Regions from separate parts of the Homo sapiens genome. Here region 1 is linked to region 2. A link is an interaction called in ENCODE POLR2A ChIA-PET data of the cell type or tissue named here. Cell type or tissue: GM12878. All regions are shown on one strand. Each heading gives the region's core, and the rest is flanking DNA. Links, peaks and the distances in the headings are about the cores only.

What was found. ChIA-PET counts read pairs that join two places held together with the same protein. Peaks named below come from ENCODE experiments on the same cell type or tissue, not always from the same donor. Only the 100,000 strongest peaks of a DNase experiment are listed, where the experiment ranks them.
Region 1: POLR2A ChIA-PET joins it to region 2 with 14 read pairs; 2 of 35 experiments call an interaction of 5 or more read pairs at or near these places.

The regions. Positions count from the first base shown.
Region 1 is chr16:13,434,728-13,439,121 of GRCh38, forward strand. It overlaps a transcript of SHISA9 not described here. Among named protein-coding and RNA genes, the nearest start is that of ERCC4, 480 kb to the right of the region's middle. RefSeq lists enhancers at 1,942-2,111, 2,352-2,411. In GM12878, for the core only: a CTCF peak has its summit at 1,338 (motif pointing left); DNase peaks (open chromatin) are centred at 2,144 and 3,568; H3K27ac peaks cover 1,731 bases.
Region 2 is chr16:13,551,828-13,556,221 of GRCh38, forward strand. It overlaps a transcript of SHISA9 not described here. Among named protein-coding and RNA genes, the nearest start is that of ERCC4, 370 kb to the right of the region's middle. In GM12878, for the core only: no CTCF peak of the experiment used is centred there; DNase peaks (open chromatin) are centred at 1,024 and 1,754.

The DNA.
Region 1 (4,394 bases), core at 171-4,170, 120 kb before region 2:
ATGTTTTATACATAGTAAGTACTCAATAATTCTCATTAGAATGAAGAATAAATGAACGAATAAATGAATAGGAGAGGATTGGTATTTCAGGTTTTTAGTGGAACTTCAATTAAGCAAGTCGGTAGCATTCAACCAGCCCATTAGCCAGTCTTCTGATTACAAAGTAGTTGGAGCCTGTTTTGTTTAGAAAGAGATTGGTGCTTTTCAGAATGCACTGTGAGCAGAGAAAGCCTTTGGGGCTTAATTAATAATCCCTGTTTAAAATGAAAAATACACTAAAACTACAAATGTGTTGTGTGACAAGATTTCAGCCCTGTAGGTAATCTGTTCTTTTTTCAAACATACTTTCCTCTCTATTTACTGAATCCATTATGTTAATTAAGGAAAACACCAGCTTCCAGGAATATCCCAAGGATTTGTTTTTGATTTTTGTAGTAAAGCCTCTATCATTTTAACCATATTTATTCCCTGAAAGGATAGATGTACCCATTCTTAGAATCTTTTTTTTTTTTCAGTAAATGTAACTGAGATAACTATATGTCAGGAGCACTTAGAACTGCAAAGACTTCAAAGAGGTTCAGCAAGAACTCTCCCCACAAGGAATCTGAAATGTGGTTGAAAAGATGAGATAGATGCACATAACAAAGTTAAATAAAACATCAGGCAAATGACAGTAAACTATGTCACAAGAAAGGACAGAAAGCTGTGTGTGATCAAGCCCACCTTGGTGGAAAATGACACTTGTTCCAGTGGGGGTTTTTGTTTTTATAACTTTACATTCTTTGGAATATGACTGGAAAAGGCACTTTTCAATGAGTCAGCTAATACACAAACTATCCCAACCCTTTGAAAATTACTTCTGCTGGGCTCAGCCTTGGCAAAAACCTGAGGGGAAAAAAAAGAGTACATCCTACAGCCTCTGATGTTATCAAGCCAGGTTCATTCTGCCCACACGCAGCAAGCCAATCACTGAGGTGACAGGTTTTGCAAAAGAGTGAAGATTTGATTCACAAGGCTGCTGTGCTGGGAGACAGAAGAACAAATCTCAAATCCTCTCCCTGAACATAGGGCTTGGGGGTACTTCTGGGATAGGAAGCAAGGTGGTCTAAAGTGTGAGGAAATGTGATTGTGTGGTAGGAAAGGTGAGGGAATCAGGTTTCTGTGCAAGCATAAGTGAGCTGTATGGCTCTTCACAGGACTCATGTGAAGAAAATGATGGCTTTAGCATAACTTGAGGGTGGAGTTTTGGACCTCTGCTGTCAAAAGTCACTGTTGGGGCACCCTTGTAGGCCCAGTTGAAGGGTCAGCTATCTGAACTGGCTTGAACAGAACAAGAGCTGCCCCCTAGTGTCAGAGGTGTTAGAACCAGAGTGACTCCGTCTTGAATACAGACTGGGTAAAATAAGGCTGAAACCTACTGGGCTGCATTCCCAGGAGGTTAGGCATTCTTAGTCAACAGGATGAGACAAGAGGTCAAAAGATACAGGTCACAAAGACCCTGCTAGTAAAAAAGGGTGTCGTAAAGAAACCAGCCAAAACCTACCAAATCCAAGATGGCGACTAAAAGTGGCCTCTGGCCATTCTCACTGGTCATTATATGCTAACCATAATGCATTAGCATGCTAAAGGACAATTTCACCAGTGCCAGGGAAGTTTAAAATGCCATGGCAATGTCCATAAATTACCCCATATGGCCTAAAAAGAAGAGGAACCCTCAATTCCAGGAATCCCTCAGCCCTTTCCCAGAAAACTCATCAATAATCTACCCTTTGTGTAACATATGATCAAGAAATAACCACAAAAATAGTCAATCAGCAGCTCTCAGGGGCTGCTCTGCCTATGACGTAGCCATTCTTTTATTCCTTTACTTTCTTAATAAACTTGCTTTTACTTTACTCTGTGGACTCACCCTGGATTCTTTCTTGCATGAGATCCAAGAAGCCTCTCCTGTGGTCTGGATTGGGATCCATTTCTGGTAATACTAGTTCCTGAAAACCAACTTTAGGCACCTGTTACTATAGTGACACACAGTCAGAGATGTTATCCCCCCAGGAAGCTAGTGGGAGTTGAGTCACGTATTGTTTGGCCACGTGATTTGCTAGTGGGAGTTTTTAAGATCAACCAGAAGTAAATGATTAAAAGCAAGCAAGGCAGTGAAGTTTGACGGGCTTAATCAGGGTAACCTTTGGTTTCACCAACAGTTCAAAGCAAAGTCTTAAATGGGGGCAGGCAAGAGAGCATGTGCAGGGGAACTGCCCTTTATAAACCGACATCTCTCATGAGACTTACTCATTTTCATGAGAAAAGCACAGGGAAACCCCACCCCATGATTCAGTTACCTCCCACCGGGTCCCTCCCATGGCACATTACGGGAGCTGCAATTCAGGATGAGATTCGGGTGGGGACACAACCAAACCACATCGTTCCAGAAAAATTAGGGATCTTTGGTTCACAAAAAAGATTTTCAAGTTTTTACTCAAAAAAAAATGTCATGGAAACATCTGGGGGGATTGGTTGCCATGGTTACTGTAAGATGATATGGCTTCAAAAAAGATGGACATTAAAAGGCTCCCCTCCCACTCTACCCTGGGGAGAAAAGAGATTTCTGTGATGATGATGGTTACTAATTACTCAGCACTTATCTATTCCAGCCTGAAATCTAAGCACTTTAAACATATTAATATGCCCAACCACTCAGTAAAAAAGACATTATCAATATTCCAATTTTACGGATGAAAAACTGGAAGTGGAGAGAGGTGACCCCTTTTGCCCGAGGCTGAGCAGTCAGTAAGCAGAGAAGCCCGGATGAGACCCAGCCTGGCCCCAGGGCCCGTGTGTTTACCCTCTTCTGTGTTACCTCCCAAGCCATAAACAACTCGGTTACTGTGATTCTACTGAGAAGATCCTGATAGCTTGCAATTCCCTCTGCTGTGAACTCCCCCACTGAATTCTGGGGGCCCAGAGCATTTCTCAAGTCATTATTGATATCAGCTTTTTTCCCCCAGATGATCCTTGACTCATGGGGAAAGGGATCCAAGGTCCTATCAGTGAGGACAGCAAAAATAATCAAAGGCTTGACAATTCCAAGTGGTGGATCTAAGAGAAGGCAAGTCTAAGTTCCTAGCACTTTTTTTTTCTTTTTTTTTTTTTTTTTTGAGACAGAGTTTCACTGTTTTTGCCCAGGCTGGAGTGCAGTGACGTGATCTCAGCTCACTGCCACCTCTGCTTCCTGGGTTAAAGCCATTTTCCCGTCTCAGCCTCCCAAGTAGCTGGGATTACAGGCATCCGCCACCAGGCCCAGCTAATTTTTGTATTTTTAGTAGAGATGAGGTTTCACCATGCTGGCCAGGCTGGTCTCGAACTCCTGACCTCAGGTAATCCACCCACCTCGGCCTCCCAAAGTGCTGGGATTACAGATGTGAGCCACCGCACCCGGCCTCAGCACTTTTTATACCATTTCAATAACTGTGAGAATATCTGCAAGGCATTCACCTTGTGTGACCCTTAGTTTGCTCATCTGGAAAGTGGCAATGAAATCATTTTCTTAAGATTCTGGGAGGTTTAGACGAGGTTAAGTATGCATTGGGCACATAGGAGGTGCTCAAACAGTATCAGTTCCCCAATACCCATCATTGTGGCGTTTGTATCACAGAGACCTAACAGCATCTACCTATTTTCTATCTCTAACAGTAGCTAGCACACTCTTACATATCTAGTAGTGCTTTGATAGCTATTTGAACAAATCTTAAATAATCATTTTATTTTGTACATAAGACATTAAGCTACAAAAATAAAGAAAAGGAGAGAGCATAGCTGACACTTTGGAGAGAAAATGTCCTTACAGAAATGTAACTGAAAAATTAGACATATCATTGTTATTCGGTATTTCTCAAAAATGTATGGGAGTTTGCTGTTGCAAATAGGGGGAAAATAATCATTTCATTATGACTACTGAAAAGTTTTGGCAAACTGTGAAGACTATGTAACCGCTGGAGAAGAACCAGAAGTAAGCAGTGAAAATTCATTAAAAGGTCAGAAAATAAAAGGCCTATGTGAAAAGGTTAAAAATAATTGGGATTAGTTAGCCCAGAAAGGAAAAGACTAAACGGCAACTTAATTACTGTCTTTATTCCTTTGCAAAATGAGGTCCGCTCCATCCCAGCTGTCTCTGATAATGAGAAAACTAGAAAAAGTGACCCTAAAAGAAAGCAAGGGAAACGTAGGTCATTCTTGGGACATTTTACGGGAGAGAGCAAACATTTAAAATCCCGCCATTTGTGAAAATATGGATGCCCCTAGAGGACATCATGCTAAGTGAAATCAACCAGACACAGGAAGACAAATAGTGCATGAGCTCACTTACAACTTAAAAAAAGTCTTAAAAAAGTCAAACT
Region 2 (4,394 bases), core at 215-4,214:
ACCAGCCTGGCCAGCATGGTGAAACCCCGTCTCTACTGAAAACGCAAAAACTAGCCAGGCAAGGTTGCAGGTGCCTGTAGTCCTAGCTACTGGGGACGCTGAGGCAGGAGAAATGCTTGAAGCTGGGAGGCGGAGGTTGCAGTGAGCTGAGATCTCACCACTGCACTCCAGCCTGGGTAACAGAACGAGACTCCATCTGAAAAGAAAAAAAAATACAATTGGTAAAGAGGTGGGGACGCATTTTGCTTCAGCTTTGTGTTTTTTCTGCTAGAAAATAGAAAATCAGTTGTAGTGGAATAAGTGAAGTAGTCAGAAAATAAGATGCAGGCTTCTCCAGAATGAGAGGTCTGTGTTCATCTCTGCAGAGAAACCAAGAGCGAGGAGCTCAGGCTCTGCAGGGAGCTGGATCTGCTCTCCTGAAATTCATGAAATCCTCACCAGAGGGAGTCTCCCCGGTGGTTCCCCATCATCCCACAAATTAATATTAACAACACCCTTCCATTTGTGCTTTCTTTTGACTTTGGAGGAAATGCATTCCTGTCTATGTTCCGTTTGTATTTTTAAGCTTCCACCGAGGTGGGAAGGGCAGGTGTCACGATGCCATTTCAGAGGCAGCAACCACCAAGACATGGCAGTGGTCTTCATGCACCTTCTATGGTATCGGGCTTTGTGGCAAGTGCTTTTGTTACCTTAGCTGATTTCATCCCTGCAACAACCCTGGAGGTAAATGTATTAATATCGCCATTTCGCAGTTGAGTAAATTGAGGATAAAAACAGCAACAACTTGCTCGAGGTCACAACGGATGACGCTGCTATTTAAAGCCAGGTTGGCTTTGAAAAGACCGGCCCAGGGGGTGGTGGAGCCTGGGGTGCTTTAGAATAATGAGATTTTTTTTAAAGCCTTATTTTTAAACAGTTTTTTTTTAAGTGAGAATAGCCAGACCCACTTCACAAGGTCAGGCTAGCTCTCTTCACTTCTAATAATTGGCCTCTGTCCCAAGGGAGCAATTCTCTGTGGGAAGCAGAAGTTACAAAAGCCACAAAAGGAGCAAAAGATGACCATGTTCAGGCTGTTGACTATAGCAGAGTTTCTCAACCACAGGCGCTATTGATCTCTTGGGCCAGATAATCGTTTGTTGTGGGGGCCTGTTCTGTGCACTGTGGGATATAGAGCCACAATGCTGGCCTCTGCAATCTAGATGCCAGTAGCACCCTCCATCCATTGTGACAACAAAAAATGTCTCCAGACATTGCCAAATGACCCCTGGGGGACAAAAACACCCCTGACTGAGAACCACTGGACCACAACCTGCTTTCTGAACACCTGCTATGTGCCAAGCATTAAATGATGTGTTTTAGTTCACTTGCTCTTCCCAACAACTCCAGAAAGTAGGACTATTCATTTCCCCATTCTGTAAGTGAAGAAACTGAGGCACCAAGAGGGCAGATTACTTGACTAAGATGACACATATTTTTCCACCATCTTCTATTACCACTTCCAATATTAGCAACTACTATTGAACACTCTATCTCATTCTACGCTAGGCACTGTGCTTTACATGATCTGTTTTAAGTTTTACCGCAAATCTCTACAGTAGCTACCACTAACCACTACCATTTTACAGGTGGGAGAACAGAGGCCCACCTAGCAAAAAGGTAAAGCAGGGATTCGATCTTGTGTCCATGTGACTTAAAGCCTAAGTGCTCACCAGGTCTAAAATACCACTACCATAGCAGAGAGAAAAGATTAGATTGGAACTCCAGAACCGAAACACATGCTTTCATTTGAGCATTTCCTGGCTTGTGAGCCAGGCACAATGATTTTGAATAACTGAGCTGCTATTTAAAAAAAAAGAAAAAAAAAATCGTGCAACTGAATTCTAAAGAAAATTTCTTGTGGCTTCATTGTTAAACCTTAACCATCCCTTCGCTGTGAATCACCACCAAACTGTTCACTGTGCTTTAGTTAGCGCCAATTAACTCCTTACAATTGAGCATATTTTCCACTATTACAGGGGCTGCATAAAATCTTCCAACTGGGGAGGCCCAGAAACATCAGAATCCAAACCAGATGATGATCCACATCTCATTGTGACCCAAAATAAACCAGTCACGGCTGTAAAGGATTACAAATAAAATCCTATTAAAATCTAGCATGCACCAGGTCCTCTAAAATAGCACAAGACCACAACTATGAGTGTTCTGGGAGAATATGCTTCCTCTATTTTGGGGGGAAAGTAAAAAGTATAAAAAAAAATAACTAGCATCTATTCCTTTTTCCTCTTGGTAATAAAAAGCACAGGTTTTGGCTGGGCATCTTCTGCCTCTTACATACAGAGTCTCTTCCTCACCTCCAGGGGTGGGCTCTGATTGGCTTAAACCAAGCTACATACTCCAGGAAGCCATTCTGATTGGTTCAAACCTAATAAAATGTGAGCCAATGAGAGAGGAGATCTAGTTGCTAGAGATTAAAAAAAAAAAAAAACACCTTTCATGCCTACCTGAGATAACTACAGGGAAGGGCATGGGGATAAGGAAACAGAGGACTTATATGCTACAAGTCTGGTATTTATTTTTGCTATAAATACTCTATTATAAATTAATGAAAAAAATCATGGTAAAATCTCTGTGACACAAGAACTCTCACATTTGTTTCCTTTTTTTTTTTCTTTTTCTTTTCTTCTCTTTCTTTTTTTTTTTTTGATGGAGCCTGGAGTACAGTAGTTCAATCTTGTCTCACTGCAACCTCCGCTTCCCAGGTTCAAGCAATTCTCCTGTCTCAGCCTCCCGAGTAGCTGGGATTATAGGCATGTGCCACCACACCTAGCTAATTTTTGTATTTTTAGCAGAGACGTGGTTTCACCATGTTGGTCAGGCTGGTCTCGAACTCCTCACCTCAGGTGATCCACCTGCTTCGGCCTCCCAAAGAGCCACCGTGCCCAGTTCATTTGTTTTCTTAATGCCCCAGGTTGCATCTAAAAGAAGATGTGGGAAATACAAAGGACTCCTGCAAGCTCCTGGCAGCCATTTTGAATCATGAGGGGCATTGCTGTTAGGGTGAGGAAGAAAAGAAGAAGGTGGAGAGAAGAGATGGGAAACATCCCTGTGCCTTGGGTTAAATCCCATTTGAGGCCATATCTCCTTGTGGAATATTCATTTACTCAAATCAATAAATCCCTTTTGACGTTCAAGGCAACTTGAACTGGACTTTCTATTAACTTCAAACATCAGATTTCTGGTATATAATTAGTATTAACTAAGACCAGGAACCTGACTTATCTCAGCCCTAATTTCCAAATCTAGTCAGAGAGGATGAAAGTCTTTAGGGTTGTTGAGAGAATTAAATGAGCAAATAACCTATATAGACTGTTAGTACAGTGCTTGGTTATCATAAGCACTTTATAAATTTTAACTATTATTATCCCTGAAATAACCTACCTGTACAAAACTGTATCATGAACACAACATTTTTTCTGGGCTTATAAACGTTAATCCTGACTTCCATATAGAAGCGTTTTTTGATAATGAATAAAGATGGTATAACCTTCCTCAGAGCTTTCCAAAAAAATAAAAGAGGAAAGACAGCACATTCTTCCACCGAAATGTGAGAACATTTGGTAGTTCCTTTATATACCAGGAAAACAAAGGATACGTGGGGGTTACATGAGAAGAAACAATTTTGAATGAACAAGCAATCGAATTGGTTTAAAAATGAGCAAGAGAGAGAACTTGTACAACAAGCGTGTCAGACAAACCCAGAGGTCTGCAAATAACATGGACTGCCTGGGGAGGTAGCAAGTTCCCCACTCCACCCAAAGTGCAAGCAAACATACTGTGGCCATTTGTCATAGTGGAGCATACAGCGAGTACTGGCCCCACTGAGCTTTAAGGCTACCTACTAGACTGATACTCCCTTGTTCTCTTCCTGAGGCCCTTTGTCCCACGTTACTTAGATGGAGGGAAGTGGAAAGGTATTTTGTATTTACAGGTAAAATAACTATCCACCTCTCAGCCCCACAGTGCAGTTTGGCCTGGGGAGGTAGGACTTTGGGGAATCAAATCTTATCTAGGTTCAGTTCCTCACTCTGCTACTCAGATCTTACTCTATATGCTCAGTGGCAAACAACCTCACACTGCTGGTTCTCAGTTTCCTCATTTGTTAGAAAAACAAAAGAGAGAAAATATGGTCGGGCTTGAGATTATACAGATGTAGATGAGATGAGCTATGCAAAGCACTTAGCCTAACCAGACAAAGCCACTTTCCGATTCCACCCTTTCAAATCTCCCTGAGTTCCTCCTTCAGGACGTGTGTTTATTTATTTCTCTCACCACACACCATCAATCAGTTTTGTACTAAACATGTTAAATATTAAGTCATTCTGCTAAATCAGTGG